Regions from separate parts of the Homo sapiens genome. Here regions 1 and 3 are each linked to region 2. A link is a contact called in ENCODE Hi-C data. All regions are on one chromosome and are shown on one strand. The core of a region is the stretch at or near the end of the contact, and the rest is flanking DNA. Distances in the headings are between cores, read along the strand shown.

Evidence for each region. A loop is a pair of places that touch in the nucleus more often than their neighbours do. Pooled maps may share reads with other maps.
Region 1: a map of heart right ventricle shows a loop between it and region 2 (4-fold over the local background). The contact joins two enhancer-like sites. A Hi-C loop is called at or near these places in 11 of 168 maps with a recorded cell type or tissue (PC-9, cardiac septum, endothelial cell of umbilical vein and 3 more) and 15 of 50 pooled maps.
Region 3: a map of heart right ventricle shows a loop between it and region 2 (7-fold over the local background). The contact joins two enhancer-like sites. A Hi-C loop is called at or near these places in 13 of 168 maps with a recorded cell type or tissue (Right ventricle myocardium inferior, cardiac septum, dorsolateral prefrontal cortex and 5 more) and 11 of 50 pooled maps.

Annotation. Positions count from the first base shown.
Region 1 is chr20:22,689,686-22,693,676 of GRCh38, forward strand. LOC124904963 (a long non-coding RNA gene) reads left to right here. Exons shown (of 2, transcript XR_007067729.1): 2 at 1,779-2,025. Among named protein-coding and RNA genes, the nearest start is that of LINC01747, 6.3 kb to the left of the region's middle. RefSeq lists a silencer at 2,120-2,219. Within about 2 kb of position 2,151, at least 2 of the 41 ENCODE cell types and tissues checked have a DNase peak (open chromatin) inside an H3K27ac peak, as active enhancers do; they include heart right ventricle, where a contact is called at or near this core.
Region 2 is chr20:22,859,735-22,863,689 of GRCh38, forward strand. No RefSeq gene overlaps it. Among named protein-coding and RNA genes, the nearest start is that of SSTR4, 170 kb to the right of the region's middle. Within about 2 kb of position 2,362, at least 6 of the 41 ENCODE cell types and tissues checked have a DNase peak (open chromatin) inside an H3K27ac peak, as active enhancers do; they include heart left ventricle and heart right ventricle, where a contact is called at or near this core.
Region 3 is chr20:22,716,314-22,720,729 of GRCh38, forward strand. No RefSeq gene overlaps it. Among named protein-coding and RNA genes, the nearest start is that of LINC01747, 33 kb to the left of the region's middle. Within about 2 kb of position 3,063, at least 5 of the 41 ENCODE cell types and tissues checked have a DNase peak (open chromatin) inside an H3K27ac peak, as active enhancers do; they include heart left ventricle and heart right ventricle, where a contact is called at or near this core.

The sequences.
Region 1 (3,991 bases), core at 901-3,400, 170 kb before region 2:
GTGGTTCCTGGCTCACTTTTTTCACTCCCCAGTCCCACCTTTCCACTGTCTTGCCTCTTTTTGTTGTTGTTGTTCTGGGAACACTTTCTAATAAATCTTCACACAAAGACTTGTTTCAGATTCTGCTTCCAGGGATCCTAAAATAGGACACTGTAAGAATTTACAAAGTGATACATTTCCTGTATTTCATTAACCTGCTTATGTGAATTACTGTTATTTTCAAACCTCAGAAATTAGCTGCAGCTGCTCTTAAGATTAAATCTGGAGAAGCCAAGATAGAACTTGGAGTTGAGTCTCGCAGTGGCAACCGGGTCTAAGGAAGGGTCACCTGGCTAGAGCTGGAGTTGACACCCAGCCGGTCCAGGAGGGGCCGCTCCCACCAGGGACTCCAATCAGAGGTGAAGGGTCAGGGTGAGGAGAGAAATGCTCTCACTTCCCTCTTCCTCTCACCTCCATCTCTTGACATCACTTCCCGTTGGATGAACCTAAATGGAAGCCAGTAGGCAAGAGAGCCTGGAAAACAGCGTTTGCAGGGGGCGGTTGTGAAATGGATCTAAAGGCAAACAACACGTGATGGACACATGTTTCGTAACCACTGATAGAGAAAAAGGCAATAGAAAAACATTGATATTAACTTAGTAGCACTTTGGATAATTAAAGCTAAAACAAAATCAGAAGCCAGAAGAGCTGTATATACTTACAAACAACAGTGCAAATGTGTGTGCAGCACCTGTTGGGAGGCCCTGGCATTAATTCTAGGTCCCTCCATCCTTCTCTAGGGGTGAGCAGCCAACAGGGTGGTGCTTTCTCTACTAGAAGAGTCAACAGCCACAACCCCTCACCCCAACAGCTTCAAATGACATGCCGAGAACAGCACGTAGAATCCCCTTATGTTTACATGGTGTTGGTGCCCTTTGAAAATCTGATTAGCTCTTTTAATTACCATGGACCCTTTCAGCACTTAGCTGGTAAATAGCTAACTCTAATTAATAACTCTCTGTATGCTTGGGAAATATCACTTATTTTACTGTCTGTCCTTCTGGTGCCAGTGGCTGCCAGAGCTCAGCACCTGGGAGTGACCCCACTTCACTGTCCCCTGACCTTCCACTGTTGCTCTGCCTCATTCCCCTAGACCCTGAAGCTTCTCCACCTGAGGGGAACGGGATCAACTGTGCAAACTGCCCAGAAAGCAGGCATGCCAGGGAGCACTTCCTGGACTGTCTGTAGTGAGCTCTGTGGACAATGGGTGTGTTTTTCTCTTTAGGGCTATAGATAAACCACCTGACGGCCAAGCTGTCTGAGCGCTATGTGGTTCCACCATACGGAAGCATCTGAAGAGCTGGCGAAAAAGCTGCCAGCACCCTAGGGGGTAGAGTTCGCGTCTCTGACTGCTGTCCCATCCCTGCTCCCAGAGAAGTGCCTGGCATGTAGCAGGGCTGCAGTGTGTCTTTGTGGATGGAACAAGCCCTGATATTTGGGCCAAGCAACCAAATGCCAGGCTGGTGGTCCCACATAAGTGTGGTGGAGTGGGTCTGCCTAGCCACCCACCAGCTGTTAAGGAGGAAGCGGTGGTGCCTGTGGTCCATAGAGCCTGAAGCCTTAGTTGGTGGTTGATCTGCTTTCTGGGAGGATCAGAAATTCCCAAACTTTAATCAAGTAGCGTTCCAGATGAGTCCAGCGACTCTGCACAAAAAAACTGGAAGCCCTCGAAGGAGACCTAAGTTCAGATCAGGGCTCACACGTTTTCTGGCTACTGGATGTGTTTTTCTATTGCACAGATTTGCAGGCGCTTTAAATGAGAATGTGTGCCCCGGCACTTACTAAGCACATCAGCGAAAGCTTCACAGCGCACCATCAGCCAGGCCTGCTGCTGCTAGACCCTCTGCCAGACACTGAGAAGGAAGACGTTTGTGCCCTAGGTCAAAGGCAAACCCTGGGTCCTAGGGAATGTCATTGAGGTTTGCTTAAGTAAAATGTTTTCATTTAGGTTATCTATGCCAATAAAATGATGCAAAATTCATAAAAGCAGGTGGAAGCAAAATCGTGTCTGAATGTAGGACCCTCTTCTAGTTCCCTTTTGAAGCAGCCGCTTAGGCCGTCTGCAATTAAGCCGATTTGACAGTAGAGGGCAGCAGAGGGTGCCGTTTCAGGGTTCATTCGGCCGCACAGGCACAAGCTCCCTACCGGCTCGGCCTCAGCCGGAGGCCCTGGCAGAGCTAACAATGGCCGGCTCCGCCAAGGCGCGAGCAATGAGCTGGATAAAGTCTCAAGCGACCCCCAGCTCAGGCCTGATGGAGAAGCTGGTTATGTGCACAGCCTCTAACTCTGACCAACAGCAGGTTAGGTCAGAGGCAGGACTAAGGGGAGACACATTCCCGGTGTTTCTTTTCCTTGTCGGCATGTCCAGGGTGTGGGGCAGCTGCCGGATAACCCCAATTGGGGTTATCGTGGTGTTCAGGCTTCCCTGTCCCTCCTGCAAGCAGCGAGCAGTACCTTGAGCCTGCAGGGAACATATGAAGATGAAGAACCTCATCTTCTAACTCCTCCAGCTCCCAGAAAGCTTGCCTGGAAGCTTCCTCCTTGGGCATCCTCTCCCGGTGGGGATGGCTGGGCATGGCCAGACAGCCCTTCTTCCTTCCTCTCTCCATCAGTGCTGAGATGAGCACGGTGAAAATATCCAACAATGGGGAAGAGAAAAGATGGAGGCAAAATGCAAGCACTTGGAGAGGAAAGAGGGCCTGGGAAAAAAAAGTGAATCACATTTTGAGCCATTTTCCTTGTTTTTTGTTTCTAAAGATGCTGTTGCCCTAGCTCTGAGTATCAAGGTTAGTAAGTGATCCACGCAAAGACAGTGGGACTCTGGTTCCTTGTAGAAACCACCGATGAACCCAAGCTATTTTATTTTTTTAAATTTTATTATAAGTTCCGGGATACATGTGCAGGATGTGCAGGTTTGTTACGTAGGTAAACGTGCCATGGTTGTTTACTGCACCTATCAACCCATCACCTAGGTATTTAGCACTGCATTCATTAGCTAGTTATCCTGATGCTGTCTCTACCCCTGCCCCACGACAGGCCCCAGTGTGTGTTGTTCCCCTCCCTGTGTTCATGTGTTCTCATTGTTCAGCTCCCATTTATTATTATTATTTATTTTTTTGCAAAGTGAAAGCAAGGTTATTAAGAAACTAGGCCAGGCACAGTGGCTTACGCCTGTAACCCCAGCACTTTGGGAGGCTGAGGGGGGTGGATCACGAGGTCAGGAGTTTAAGAGCAGCCTGGCTAACATGGAAACAAAACCCCGTCTCTACTAAAAGTACAAAAAAAAAAAAAAAAAAGAAAAGAAAAAAAAATTAGCTGGGCGTGGTGGCAGTCGCCTGTAATTCCAGCTACTCGGGAGGCTGAGGCAGAGCATTGTTTGACCCCAGGAGGCGAGGTTGCAGTGAGCCTAGATCATGCCACTGCACTCCAGCCTGGGTGACAGAGTGAGACTCAAAAAAAAAAAAAAAATGTAAAGGAATAAAGGAATGGCTACTCCGTAAACAGAGCAACCCCTAGAGCTACTGGTTGCCTATTTTTATGGTTATTTCTTGATTATCTGCTAAACAAGGGGTGGATTATTTATGCCTCCCCTTTTTAGACCATATAGGGTAACTTCCTGACATTGCCATGGCATATGTAAACTGTCATGGCGCTGGTTGGAGTGTAGCAGTGAGGATGGCCAGAGGTCACTCTCGTCGCCATCTTGGTTTTGGTGGGTTTTGGCTGGCTAATTTTTTTTCTTTTTTCTTTTTTTTTTTTAATAAGCAAGGTCTTTATGATCTGTATTTTGTGCCGACCTCCTGTCTAATCCTGTGACTTAGAATTCCTTAACCGTCTGGGAATGCAGCCCTGTAGGTTTCAGCTTCATATTACCCAGCTCCTGTTTAAGATGAAGTTGCTCTGGTTCACATGCCTCTAACATTCCCTTTTATAAGAGAGCCCTTAATCCTAA
Region 2 (3,955 bases), core at 1,112-3,611:
TCACAGACTCTGGAGCATACCGTGCCATCTCCCACCACAGGGCCCTTGCACATGCTGTTTCTTCTGCCTGGAATGCCCACTCCATCACATCCTGCACAAATATATTGGCCCCACTTAATTCTGTACATGTTTAAGAGCTCAGGCCTAAGCTTCACTTCCTTAGGGAGTTCTCTATCCAATGGATTCTACTCCAGTTTAGACCAATTGCCTTCTCCCTCTGTGTAGTAATGATTGGCTTAATATTTGTCTCCACTAGAGTAGAAGCTCCATGGAAACAAGACCCTCACCAATGTTGTTCTCCACTATGTCCAAGAGGCCCAGTACAGTGGCAAACTCATAGCAGAAACACAATAAAATAGGTGTTGAATGAGCAAATAATGAATTAATTGGGAAGTGGGAGTAGGGGATCTTGGGTTCTAGTCTTTCTTTCCCTTCCTCCCTATCTCTCTCTCTCTCTAACTCAATGAGCAGTATAATCAAACTAGGTAACAAGTAGAAGGGGTAAAAATACAGGGCTTGGGTAGTAAGAGCTGCAAGACATGGGACAGAGAAATCCATAAATGTCCAATGTATGCAGGCAACCGAAAAGCCCTCAGCATCTGACATTTCTCTGAGTATGGCAGAAATCTAAAATGTGTCAGTGGCTTGGCCCCTGAGCATTTAGATTTTTGTAGGCTACCACACATTTGGGCAAAACTACTTCCAAACTGCTGGGCCATGTATAGATTACTACTTTCCTGGCCTGCTTTTAACATTTATTTGTAGGAGGCAAGACTGAGCCAATGGTCCTGAGGGCCCCACGGTAGGCCACCGAGGGCTCAAAGAGTCTGGCGGCACCATTGGCTCATGTGCATACCCAGCAAACTCATGTTCTTGCATCCAGCTTTGGAGCTGGTGGGAGACACTGGATAAGGACTCTGTTTTCAAGGAACAACCACTGTGAGCTAGCTTAAGTCGAAAGGGGAAATTTGTATCTCCAGACTTGAGACCATGTCTTATAAAGGATCAAAACCAAGCACACAGCCAGGGCTGCCTCCCTCTGGACATCTTATTTATTCTCTCTGATTTTAGAGAGCTTTGGTGGGTGTAAGATGTGACCCTGCTCCTTCCATTTAAGAGACTTGCCCAGATTGGGCATCTGAGTCCCGTCCTGAACTCTCAGAACAGGACCCCGACAGGCGCAGCTGCATGAGGGTCCACATACAGCCCAATGAACCATGGCCAGGGTGGAGAGGTAACCATGAGCAAACCACAGAGCTCCTCAGATCCACTCCTGGAAGTTAAGGGGGCTGATGAGCTGGTGGCAAGCTTGGTAAACACGCTAAGAGGCTCTGACAGTATGATGCCTATCTTTGGAATGAAGGGTCTGTACTGAATGTTAATAGAATCAGCAGTGGGAAACTCCAAGTAAGGATGACCGCCTTTTTACGACATATCATCTGGTTTATTGTACTGTACACGGTGAGTGCATTATACACGGTATGAGACTGGAAGTCCCTGTGGTAAGAAACTACGTGGTCTGGTGTTCTAACAAATAACAAATATTCTACTGGGGCTCAAAAATAAGTAATAATGACATCATCTCCACGGCTTTTTCATTACTGACACTAGCATGGAAGCTATTCTTCATGGCTTAAGTAATCCCCAGTAATCAAAACAAGGCACCATCTTGCTGAAGAACCCATTTGCTTTGCTGCTGGGGAATGTTGTCATGTGAGGAACTGAAGCGTAATGAGAGTGACTCACAAAAGGGTTTCCACACGGAGAGAACAGGCCACCATCTCCAGCCTTCCTTTTGTTTTCTATGCCCATAAATTTGATTTTATGCACCTTGCAGGGTTCATAGCCACCTGCATTCTCTTTCCATTGAGGATGCCCTCTGCAATCCTGGTCCTTAACCCAGAGAAAGAGCGCAGGAGTATCAGGAGTCCGGATGAAGTCTGAATTATCAGCAACTGAAAGTTGTGGTGTCAGAACACAGCAAGGCCGGTCATGAAGCTGGAGCAAAGAGGGTGATGTCACACTAGTGCGTGCCGACTATGAGCTACACCGACTCACACAGGCCTCTTTTATTCCAACAACAACCCCTCGAGGTCAGTATTAAGTTATATAGCAGCAATGGGTAACCACTGAGTCATTTAATGCACAGATGTAAATTTGGGGACAATTTTTCTTACAGTAATGTGGGGAGCAGATTCAGCAGCACACACACTGGAGGCAGAATGTTTATGTTCTGCAGAGCAAAAAATAAAAAAAAAAACCCTTTCAACCATCAAAAGACCAGGCAAGTCTTGCTGATTTGCAGGACAGAGGGGCTTCTGGCAAGATGTGCCTGGAGCCAGGGGAGCGGCGCTGAAGCCTCAGGGATGCGCAGGGAGGGGCAGGATGTGGTGTGCATTGCCCTGGAATCATGTTCCTGAGCCTCATCAAGGAGGAGCCGGGTTTCCTGGAGCAGCCGCCCCTGTGATGACACGAAGGAAAAGGATATGATCAATATCCTTTCTGAAAAGGATGGAAAAACGGCACCCTCCCCTGGACTCGCACACATTTTTTTCTAGCTCAGCAAGAAAGAGTGAGGTCCCCTCAGCCTCTGCGCACATCAGGGTGACAAAGGTGGACAATGTCTGGTTCGCCTTTCACCTTCAAGGCCAATTCTGGGACTTACAGAGTAGGTGTCAAAATTGTATTTTAAGACAAATGCACTTGGTACTGATGTGCTTAATGGCTCCATTTTAGACATTTTCCACAATTCACACTCACACCTGAGGCAATCAGTATAGAAAAATCTTGGCAGAAAAGTGAACAGGTGACAGGTTTGGGTTACCTGTGAGTGTTTAATTGAAGGACTGTGGTTTCCTTACTCCTTTGGCTTCACACAGATAATTAAAACTTGAAAGTGCTTTGAATATTTATTCATTTTTTTCACCAACAGCTGATGATCATTAAACACACAGAAAATTCACAATAAGTATTTGGTCAAGCCCTTTGTTCTTCCTGTTCGTACAAACCTGCAGGGTGGTTATGAAGATGGATGCGCTCTGGGTATACATTGGTTTTCAACTCTGCTGAAGGATCAGACACCCTCCCAGATGGAACAGCCCCACCTCTGGCTATAAATATTATAACCCCAGGGATTTCTAAGGAAATACATATTCACTGCTGAAGGTCCCAAGTGTGAATTTAGCTTAAGGAATGTGGAACGGCAGCCCCTGCCTTTAAACTTTATAATAAGGGTCCTTCCTGGAAGCGCAGCCTCCCGGGCCCACGCGACGTCTTTTCCTGGAAAACCAAAGACCTCAAGAGCTGCCGTGGCCAGGGCAGGCTCTCAGGTCTCTTTGGCTCTGAGCTCCTTTTTGTAATTCAGCTTCCTGACGCCTGCATGAAGATGCCAAACACGAAAATGGCTATTGTCCCATTCTAATGGACAAAAGTCCAGACAGGAATAGGCCTTGAAAAAAATGAGACTCTGCCCTGTTTTTGGCCAGTCCTGACACTAGGATCCTTCCTATAATACTCAGGTGAGGAAAAAACAAGTTACATATTTTCTTTACCTGCAAATACTGTGAAATAATAAAACTTTAGAGCATTATTAAACTTGCACTTCAGAAAGAAAACTATTGTATTCCCACATTTTGATTCCAACACACACCCTTCCCTTCCACCCTCACATTCTTCATATTCCTGAAATTGAGATGCATCTTACCCTCAGAGTTTACATTTTATGTCATGCTCCTCTCTTGAAAAAAAAATCTGTTATTGAGTTGGTTCTTTGTCTTTCATCTTATGCTATCTGAATTAGGGAAATGTGCCATGTGTTTTTCACCATCCAATTAATTTAAACACAAATATGCTCAATAACTGCAAAAGGTGACTCTAATGAGCTCTGTGGAAAGCATTTATTTCTTCCTAGACACAGAAATTTCCATCCTTATTCAGTTGGTCTTTCACTTATTTT
Region 3 (4,416 bases), core at 1,813-4,312, 140 kb before region 2:
TTACCCAGCAAATTCTTAAAATGTCATTTCAGTCCAAAAGTGAAACTCTTGATCCACTATGAGGCCTTTACAAATTAAATTAGCCTCACTTATTTCCATATTTAGTCTATAAAATAGAAACAAAAAGGCATTTGTACATTCTACCAAACTATATGCCAATGATCGTAGCCCAAACTCTTTCTTTACATAGGTTGTCAAGGTTGTTACCACAAAAGCAGGTATCGTACACTCCCCAAGGTTCACAGGACCTGGGTAAGAGAAGAGGAAAGGCAATGAAAGTGTGAAGATCCTTGAAATAAAGATGATCTCCAATGGTAGTAACACCAGAATCCAGATACACAGAAACAGACTGAAGAAATGAGAGGAATAAAAGGGAATAAGTAGAAGTTGGAGTTTATAAGAAACTCCTGTAGAAACTATTCAATACCTGAATAACTGCAAATACTTTAGGCAAATGATTATGAGGAACTTAGAAGATATAAGTAGCTTTTGTAGTTTTTGCTTTGCGGAAGGAAGGAAGGCTGTGACTACTCCACTTGCCTTGGCTGGAGGCCATGTGCAGGTGGGTCCTTCAGCGGGCACTGTGTGGTTCCTGGCTTCCACCCCACCACATCATCACTGTGGCCTCTGACTGCTTGCTTCTCTTCCTCGTTCTGCACTCTCCTCCAGCTGAGTTTCACTTAGCAAAACAGACGATGTTCAGTCTTCACAGGTGGGAGTCATGAAGGTCAAACATTACATTCCCCAATTTGATCTAATCGAAGACATACCCTCCCCAAATCTAAAATATGTAACACACTCAACGGCCTCTGCTTTGTTGATTCTGGGAACTACACCAAACACAGTTTTGAGACACTTGCTATTTCCTTTCCATCTAGAGCCACTCCTCACTCTCCTCATATTTTCCCCTGAAGCTGTTGGATTTATTTCTAAGCTCTGGAACCTTGAGTGGGATGATTCATATTCCAAGTATTTTTTCCTTTTTTATACATTTCTTAAGTTATATTTTTCAAGGAATTTGTCCATATCATCTAAGCTGTGCAATTTATTGACATCAAGCTGACCATAATGTACTCTGACCATTCTTTTGATGTCTCCAAAATCTACACTGTTGCTTCCTTTTCCATTCCTGATATTAGAAATTAGAGTTGTCTCCTTTTTCCTTGATCAGTTCAGCTAAAGTTTCATTATCTACATTTGAAATCCAGACTCTGTCCCTTTTCCTTGTCCTCAAATGCAATTTGGTCAGAAGCTGGAGGATTTACAGGACTGGGTGAAGTCAGCGTTGGTTGAGGAGGGGAGGGTGCAGATGGGGTCAGGAGCAGAACTCTGAAGGTCAGGAGGCTGATAAGGAGGGAATTCAGTGACTCAGAACTGGGTGGATGCAGCGCTGAAGTGTAGAATAGCCATGGTTACACACCCTTCCGCAGTTGTTATAGGGATATTTCCTGGTAATGTATTGTAAAAGGACAATTTCCCAGTATATTTTGCTCAAGTCTGGAGAACTGAACATTTACGCTCTACAGCTATGTATTAAACTCACAGGCACTTCAGACAAGTTGAGATGTATAGTGTAGATCTCTCTCTAATATGGGGAAGAAGCGACACAGGACTTGAGACTCCAGAAAGGGCAGAAGAGCTGCTTCTTCAAAGCTCTGTCTGTGTAAACCATAGTTACCTCTGAGATGTCGGAATGATGGTGATTCTTAGTTTCCAGTGTTTTACCATGGCATGCGTTATTATTTAATAAGAAAACCAAATATTTTATTATTATGCATGCTACAATTTTGTGTACTAGGAAGTGTGCTAAACAGAAAGAAAAATACCAATAAAATGAGTTGTAAATGAGCTGTAAATAATATAAATGAATAAAATCAAATATATAAAATAAAATAATACAAATGTGAGGCCACGATGAAAAACAATGTATGTATATAAAGCCTAAGCTTCTTTTTATAAGATACCAAGGCCTTCCCTTTGGTCTCAGATCAGACCAGAATAGAGCCCTCAGTCTGAACCTCGGGGCATTAATTTTTAAGACTTGGTTCTTCGTTTCAATGATGACATGCTTGCTTGGGTTACGCAGTAGACACTGCACCCGTGTAATCTGGAGTTGCTAGCTGACCTTCCCCTGAGATGCACAGTGGAACAAGGACAGTTCATTCAACCTTCTGCAGAATCCTGAGTAGATGAGAGAGCCAAGTGGAAAGATCTGCTGAATGTGAATCTTTAAAATTGCAAGCTCCTCCAGGTTGGCCACATGCGCGTGAAGGGTAGACCACCCTCTCTCTCTCTATGTGTTCTTGATTTAGCCACTTGCTTTTCAAGATTCCTTTGTGCCTGGATTTAAAATGGGAATTTGGTCTGTCTTATAATTTGTGAGGTAAGATCTTTAAAGTGAGAGACAACACTGAAAGATAAATGTATGAAGAGATGATGTTATGCATTCAAATTTAACACTCATCAAGAACACATTAGACTGTCCCTTAGAAAAACCCACCAAGTGCAGTTGTTTTGGCTTCTTTCAGGGTCTGGGATCCCTTTGTGAGCCTCATGACGCAAGGACCTTTGCTTCATAAAGAAGGCACGAAATGTGACTTTAGAAAGCTCATGATTTCCAGAACCCAGAGTGGATCCTGGTTCAGAACGACTGCTCCAAGGGCCACACTTCTGCGCAGGTTTCCCCAAGAGTGCATTTGGAGGAGGACTTGAGGGATGCTCCCTGGTGCTCCTCTGTCAATGCTTTCTTTGTTTTATTCTGCTTTACTCTAGGTCTTCTCAGAGCTCTCAATATGGTTACATGCATGGGGAATCTTGTTTCTCAAACTTGCTCTTGGAGCAGAGTTGCAGTGGGGGAAGTGTGGTCTATGGGCACAGCTCCCACTAGGGCCTGCAGCTTCCTGGTTCAAGCAGAAGCCTTGCAAACATATTCATCTGGAAAAAGCATAGCACAGAGGCCCCAGTTGCAGAGATGCTCCGGAAGCCTGAGGTATGCACAGGGCTAGTGAGCTAAGAATATTCCTCTGTCGCCTTTTCAAGGACAAGGGAAGCCAGGGTGGAGACTGTGCTGAGCTAAGGTAAATATAAAACAATCCCAGGGCGGTCCCTCAGAGGAAGGCTTAGCTCCCCGGAGCCTTGGGTAGAGACGCTTCCTGCCTGCCTCGGGGAGTCCTCCTGCCAGGAAGAGGCCTCAGACTCTGCTATGTCTGGCCCTGTGGGGTGATCCCACGTGCTGGGAAGGAGGGAAAAGCAGGGTGGGGTGGGGCACCCTGACATTGTTTCAGATCTCCTGCAGTACGCCTCACTACATGATAAAGCAAAACCAGACTTTGTTTTAAAATAAAATTTTTATTTTAGATTTTTTTTTCTCTTATGGCCTTCCCCAAAGACAGATTTAAAAGAAATTATTTTATTATGGAAAATTTCCTGCAAATGCATGCATCAACTTCCATGCACTCGTCGCTAAGGTACTCCTGACCCGTGTCCTCTGTAACATCCAGCCCTCCTGCAAGGCCCCACTGGACTATTTTGAGGCAAAGCCAAGTATCATATAATTGCATCCTTCAGCATGTATTCTAACAGATCAGGGAATATAAATCCATACTGTGATACCATGAGCATACAAAAATATCATCACTTCATGTTATGTAGTAAGTTTCAATTGAGACTTGCCATTTCCTCATTGTTTCATGAATGCTTTTTAACAGGATTTTGTACAAACAGAATCCAAACAAGTTCTGCATGTTATATTTAACTGATATGCCCTAAGTTTCTCTCTCTTTTTTTTTTTAAAAAAAAAAAAAACAACAACTGAGGCTTAAAATGCCTGGCATACTGTCCAATGATTTAATTGTGTAGCTTCGTGAATGTTTAATAACGCCTATCTAGAGTCACATTGCACTGCTCAGATCAAGATGTGGACATTCCCAACTCCCCACACCTCTGGCTCCTTCCGGTCATCACCCACCCACCAGAGGGAATCTGTGTTCTGGCTTCCCTCAACACAAGCCCTTTAGCCTGTTCTTTCTGAAAAAAAAAAAAAAAAAAAAAAAAAAACCACCAAAAAAAAACTTTAATGTTAGTTTCAGGGGTACATGTGCAGGTTTGTCGTATAGGTAAATTACATGTCTATGTCTTGGGGTTTTGGTGTACAGCTTATGTTGTCACCTGGCAGATAAGCATGGTACTCAGCAGGTAGTTTTTCAATCCTCACTCTCCTCCCACCCTCCACCCTCAAGGGGTCCCAGGTGTCTATTGTTTCCTTCTTTGTGTCCATGTGTACTCAATGTTTAGCTCCCACTTATAAGTGAGAACATGTGGTATTTGGTTTTCTCTTCCTGTGTTAGTTCACTTAGGATAATGACCTCCAGCTCCATTCTTGTTGCTGCAAAGATCATGATCTCGTTCTTTTTTTCT